2 separate regions of the Homo sapiens genome follow, and region 1 is linked to region 2. Evidence: read pairs that join two places in POLR2A ChIA-PET (ENCODE). Cell type or tissue: MCF 10A. All regions are shown on one strand. Links, peaks and the distances in the headings refer to the core of each region. The heading gives the core; the rest is flanking DNA.

The links. ChIA-PET counts read pairs that join two places held together with the same protein. Peaks named below come from ENCODE experiments on the same cell type or tissue, not always from the same donor. Only the 100,000 strongest peaks of a DNase experiment are listed, where the experiment ranks them.
Region 1: POLR2A ChIA-PET joins it to region 2 with 5 read pairs; 3 of 35 experiments call an interaction of 5 or more read pairs at or near these places.

Annotation. Positions count from the first base shown.
Region 1 is chr7:128,153,362-128,156,777 of GRCh38, reverse strand. No RefSeq gene overlaps it. Among named protein-coding and RNA genes, the nearest start is that of MIR129-1, 53 kb to the left of the region's middle. In MCF 10A, for the core only: no CTCF peak of the experiment used is centred there; no DNase peak of the experiment used is centred there.
Region 2 is chr7:128,039,895-128,042,394 of GRCh38, reverse strand. The region is part of intron 16 of SND1 (staphylococcal nuclease and tudor domain containing 1); the gene reads right to left. Among named protein-coding and RNA genes, the nearest start is that of LRRC4, 9.7 kb to the right of the region's middle. In MCF 10A, for the core only: no CTCF peak of the experiment used is centred there; a DNase peak (open chromatin) is centred at 1,004.

The sequences.
Region 1 (3,416 bases), core at 409-2,908, 110 kb before region 2:
ACTGTCCTATATGGTAGCCACTAGCTGCATGTGGCTATTTATTTTATCTTATTATTATTATTTTTTTGAAACAGGGTCTCACTCTGTTGCCCAGGTTGGAGTACAGTGGCGTGACCACAGCTTGCTGCAGCCTTGACCTCCTGGGCTCAAGAGATCCTCCCGCCTCAGCCTGCCAAGTAACTGGGACTACAGGCATGCACCACCACACCTGGCTGATTGTCCTGATTTTTAGTAGAGACGAGGTCTCACTGTGTTGCCCATGCTGGTCTCAAACTCCTGAGCACAAAAAATCCTCTCACGTCAGCCTCTCAAAGTACTAGGATTACAGGCTTAAATCACCACGTCAGGCCACATGTGGCTATTTAAATTTTAATTATTTAAAATTAAATAAAATAGCAGGGCACGGTGGCTCACACCTGTAATCCCAGCACTTTGGGAGGCCGAGGCGGGTGGATCACGAGGTCAGGAGATCGAAACCATCCTGGCTAACACAGTGAAACCCCATCTCTACTAAAAACACAAAAAATTAGCCGGGCGTGGTGGCGGGTGACTGTAGTCCCAGGTACTCCGGAGGCTGAGGCAGGAGAATGGTGTGAACCTGGGAAGTGGAGGTTGCAGTGAGCCAAGATTGTGCCACTGCACTCTAGCCTGGGCGACAGAGTGAGACTCCATCTCAAAAAAAATAAAAATAAAAATAAAAATAAATAAATAAATAAATAAAATGAAAAATGCAGTGCCTCAGTGGTATTAGCCACATTTCAAGTGTTCTGTAGCCTGGTGTGGCTAGGGGCTACCACATTAGATGGTGCAGAGAATATTGCAATTATTGCAGAAGTTTCTGTTAGACAGCACTGATGCAAACAAAGATACTGACCCAACTGGACATGAATTGAAAAGAGGTCTTAGGGTTAGCCCTGAAGAACATCGGAGTCGTCTTGGATTCATTCACAGTCTTTAAAGCTACCATGTGTGAAATGTGTGCAACTGTTTGTTACGGAGTTCATGTCTCAGCTTGGTATGTCCCCAGCAATTATATGCCTCTGCTCACTGAAGCAAGAGCTTGGAGGATAATCTTACCTGAGGAGGACTGCGGTAACTTACCTATTTAGAAGGGTGCTATACATGTTTAAGAGCAAAGAGTAGTTGAAGAGCTACGAATAGTGCATAATCAGCTTTTCAAACACCATGACAATAGATGACACACAGGAATTTACAGCTCAACTGAACAAGAGCACGTGACCAGATTGTTAGCCACAGTGACACAGGACTTGTGGTGGGTGGCTGTGGAAGCACCTACAAGATCTTACTTTCCCAGCTCCCATCTTTCTCGCCCTCTCCTCTCCTACCCCGGTCTTGTCTTGCCTCTAAAGGGAATGCATTTTCTTCCCACTGTGTGGTTGTCATTACTGCCGTTCATCAAATACTCCCAGCCCTCTCCTCTCTGCCTTCCAGGCACAAGACGGGATTGCATGGCCTGTCCCTTGTGATTGGGGCTGGGCCCACATCACTGATCTGGTTGGCCCCCTGCACTCCTCCAGCTGCTGATGTGAGAACATCCAGAGGTCTCTTTCCAGCACGGCAACCGGCAACATTCAAGATGCAGCTGCTCCACCGTCCTGAATCCCTGAGTGTCCCCGTGTCCGATGGCCCTGTCAGCCCCTGATGGAGGTGTAATGACAGCATAAAACAAACCTGGGTTGTTTTCAGACACTGAGATTTGGCTATTGCTTTGTTTTGCAGCATAATCTAGCCAATCTGGCCTGGTGACTGAGCCTTTCAAATAGTTACACCCCAGCCTTACCGTGTGTACATTGCTGTCTGTTGTATTTATTAGCTGAGGCTGTTTCCTGTTACTTAGAAAAATAGGTGAGTTGAAACTTTCTGTATTTGTGACAGTCACTAAACTTGGATGTTGACATGACTAATCTTTTTTGTTAATACAGATTGGGGCTTTTTATACTAGAAGAAAGGGGCCCCTTCACCTGCTGAGAAGGGGAAACCTTTCTTCCTTACACTGGTTAAGTTGCAGCTGTCTCCTTGCTTCCTTGCATAATGACCTTAAGGCTGACAACACATTTGGAAAAGGAACTCCTGGTGGTTAATAACAGCAGTGAATGCAAGAGGAGAGTAAAACACTGAGGAGGAACTGATGGGATTTTTTTTTTTCCGAGACAGAGTCCAGCTCTGTTGCCTAGGCTGGAGTTCAGTGGCATGATCACAGCTCACTGCAGACAGCCTTGACTCCTGGGCACAAGTGATCCTCTCACCTCAGCCTCCCAAGTAGCTGGGATCACAGATGCATGCTACCATGCCCAGCTACTTTTTGTATTTTTTGTAGAGACAAGGTTTCACCATGTTGCCCAAGCTGGTCTCCAACTCCTGGACTTAAGCAATCTGTCCACCTCGGCCTCCCAAAGTATTGAGATTGCAGATGTGAGCCACCATACCCAGCCGGAATTGATGGAAATTATTTCAATCTAGGATACAGAAGTCTCCCTTCTAGGGAAATAGATACACAACTCCTAGGCTAAGAAAGGCCTCATTCATTCATTCCTCAACAAACATTCATTGAGCATTTAATAAATGTTCTGCCCAGATGGAGCTTATGTCCTGGTGGGGGTGTCAGACAATAAGCATGAGGACAAAAGTGCAATGAAGGAAATAAACAGGGACTGAGACAGAATGGCTGAGGGAAGGAGTGGACAGGGAAGGCCCTTCTGAATAGGTGAGGCCGATCCATTTCAACCAAAACCTGGGGAGAATGACGCCTTTCTTAGCCTAGGAGTTGTGTGTCTATTTCCCTAGAAGGGAGACTTCTGTATCCTAGATTGACATAATTTCCCACGAGCACTCCAGCCAGAGAGGCAGTGGCTCAGAGGCCTGAGAGGGAAACAGCCTCGTATATAAAATCAATAGGGAGAGAAGGCGACCCAAAGCACGAGTGTAGTGCAGTGATGCAGGGGAGAAGCGGGAGATAAGTCAGAGTGGCACAGGCCTTTAGGCCAAAGCAAGGACTTCGGGTTACCCTGTAAGAGGAACGGGAGGCCCCTGGAGGAGATTGAGAGGGGAATGCTGTCAGCAGACATTTTCTATAAAGGCCCTGACAGTAAACATTTTAGGGTTTGTAGGCCACAGCATCTCTGTTGCAACTGTTCCACTCTGTGGAAGCAGACACAGACACTATACACATAAACGAGCGTGGCTGGCTGGGCACGGTAGCTCACATGAGCCTGTAATCCCAGCACTTTGGGAGGCCAAGGCTGGAGGCTGGCTTGAACCCAGGAGTTCAAGACCAGCCTAGGCAAAGTAGGAAGACCCCATTTCTGCCAAAAAAAAAAAAAACAGCTGGGGTGTGGTGATGCACCCCCATAGTCCCAGCTACTTGGGAGGCTGAGGTGGGAGGACTGCTTGAGCCT
Region 2 (2,500 bases), core at 1-2,500:
GAAGCCAGGGCAGGAAGGACAGGGCGTAAGTTGCTCAGTGTTATCTGGGATCCCAAGATGGTCTCCTCTTGGGGAGGGATCCCCAGGAGCTCTGTGCCAGATCCAAAGCACCAATAAGTTGCTGGGCCAGAGAGGCTGTTTTCAGGGGAGGGAGGAGAGTCCCTGTCCATCTCAGACACTGCTCACTCACACAAAGCATCCTTTCAGAGTTGCTGGCTGGCAGGGTTTTTTTTCAGGGTTTGTGCACTGAATACAAATCGAGTAGCCTCACTGGGCTGCCATACAAACTGGCCCTAGTCACCAAGAAAGTGATAGAGAATGAGAGCTCTTCTAGCCAGGCTGCCAGTGTCTAGGCATCATGGTAGGAGACCCCTCAGATCCCCAGCTGGTAGCTGCACAAAGGCTGGGGATTTAGCACCCCCCATCAGAACCAGAGCCATTTCAGTCTGGTGTTCATCAGAGAAACAGTTTAAAGTAGACCAAGATGAAAGGTTCCCCAGAACACCCTGCTTAGCATTCTTGGCTGGTAGTGAGGTAAACATTGAAAGATGGGGATTCATGGCTTGGAGTGGTGTTGGGATGAGGCAGAACAAGTTTCAAGGTGGTCATGTTACCTGTGGTTAAAAAGAAATAAGCAAACAAATCTACCTGTGAGTTCTAGCCAAATTCAGAGCTGTATCAGAGAAACTCAGTATGTAAATGTGAGAGAGTATGTACATGAATAGACCAACTAGCCAACCAACAAACTGGGGACATTCTCATCCTTTCTAAATCTGATAGAGGAGCTGAGAGTTCTAGCACGTTTAGATCATGTTCACCTATCCCCAATTCCTCTAGATATAAAGGTGATTTTCCACTGGAAGCATTTGCAGACAGAGTTGCCTCTAAAAACGTGGAGCAAGAGCAGATTGGAGGCTTGATAGATCTAACTCCTGAAGAAGCTCAAGTCATAATAAAAAAGGAACGCAGCATCCAGGAACCTGGATGTTAGCCAATTCACCCATTGGTTGTTTGATGACTCATGGGATAGCCAGTGGTGTGGGCGCTGGGCTGGTTTCCCGGTGTTCCCAATGCTGCGCTGCCCTCCACCTCTTATTTTTTAAATTGTTATTATTATTATTTTAGAGATGGGGGGTCTCATTATATTGCCCAGGCTAATCTCAAACTCCTGGGCTTAAGCGATCCTGCATCCTCGACCTCCTGTAGTGCTAGGATTATAGACAGGAGCCCCTGCACCGGGGCCCCCTCCGCTCTTAAGGTAAAGTGCTTGTCCTTTTGCTCAAAGATGGGAAGGGGTGGGATGAAGAGTACCAGCTACAGAGAGACAAAGTTCAAGCCCACATTTCCATCATGGGTCCCTTAATTCCCTCCCTGGAACTCCTTAGATGAGACAAATGAACTTGCCAAGGAACTCACGTTACTAGGCCAGTACTGAGTGGACTACTAGAACAGGAAAATCCTAACCATAGCTCAAGCTGGAGGCATACAATTGAAAACAATTAGCAAACTGTGCAAGGCAGCTTGATGGCCACAGATGCTGATGTTTAAAGAAAATGAACAACAGATCAAGAAAGCTGGTAGAGAGGAGGCAGCGCCAATGTGGCACCACTCTACAAACCAAGGGATTAGAACGGCTTGGAGGCCATGGAAGAGATACAAGAAGAAACCCAGAAAAGGACATAATAGGTTTCAAGCCAAATTGAATAGATTAAAAACATGGAGAAAGTTCCAAACTGAGTAAAAATCTTTAATTTAGTCAGAAATTCCGTAGGATAAGTATAAAAAGTATGTTCCCATTTTGTTGCCACTTTACAGATGCTAAAATTTTCTCTGGAGCACAGAGTTGCTCAGTTAAGGGGCTCTAGAATATTCCCAGGAGAAAGGTCTTACCATGTCACTTTTTTTTTTTTTAGGTGTCAAACCATGTCTTTTTTTTTTTTTTTTTTTTTTTTTTTTTAAAGATAGGACCTTGCTCTGTTTGATGACCAGAGTTGGAGTGAGTGGTGCGATCTCAGGTCACTGCAACCTCCTCCTCCCAGGCTCAAGCAATTCCCCCACCTTGGCCTCCCAAAATGCTGGGATTACAAGCATAAGCACTGCACCTGGATTTTTTTTTTTTAAATTTCTGTGACACACCCCGTGTTTCAAGGAAACAAAATCACAACGTGAAGAAATATCTTCCATCCAGGCAAAAGGAAAAGAAAGTCACTGACAAAGCTGGAGAAGGACCCAGGTAGCCTGGGCTCCCAGGCAGACTCAATACACAGCTGTTTGCTGTCTCCCTGAGTGTTTTTAAATTAAGGGTTCGTTGATGGAATTCTTCCTTGGTCAAGCAAAATTTGGGGACTGACAGGTAATAGAGATGAGAACCCTAGACAAAGGGGACCAGAAGCTCTGGGCTCCTCTCCTTGCCCAGCAGGTACCCGCCGACTGTGCTATAGCTCTGGCACTCAGTGGGATATTTATAGCTGCCTTTAAATTTACCCAGCTCTCCATAAAG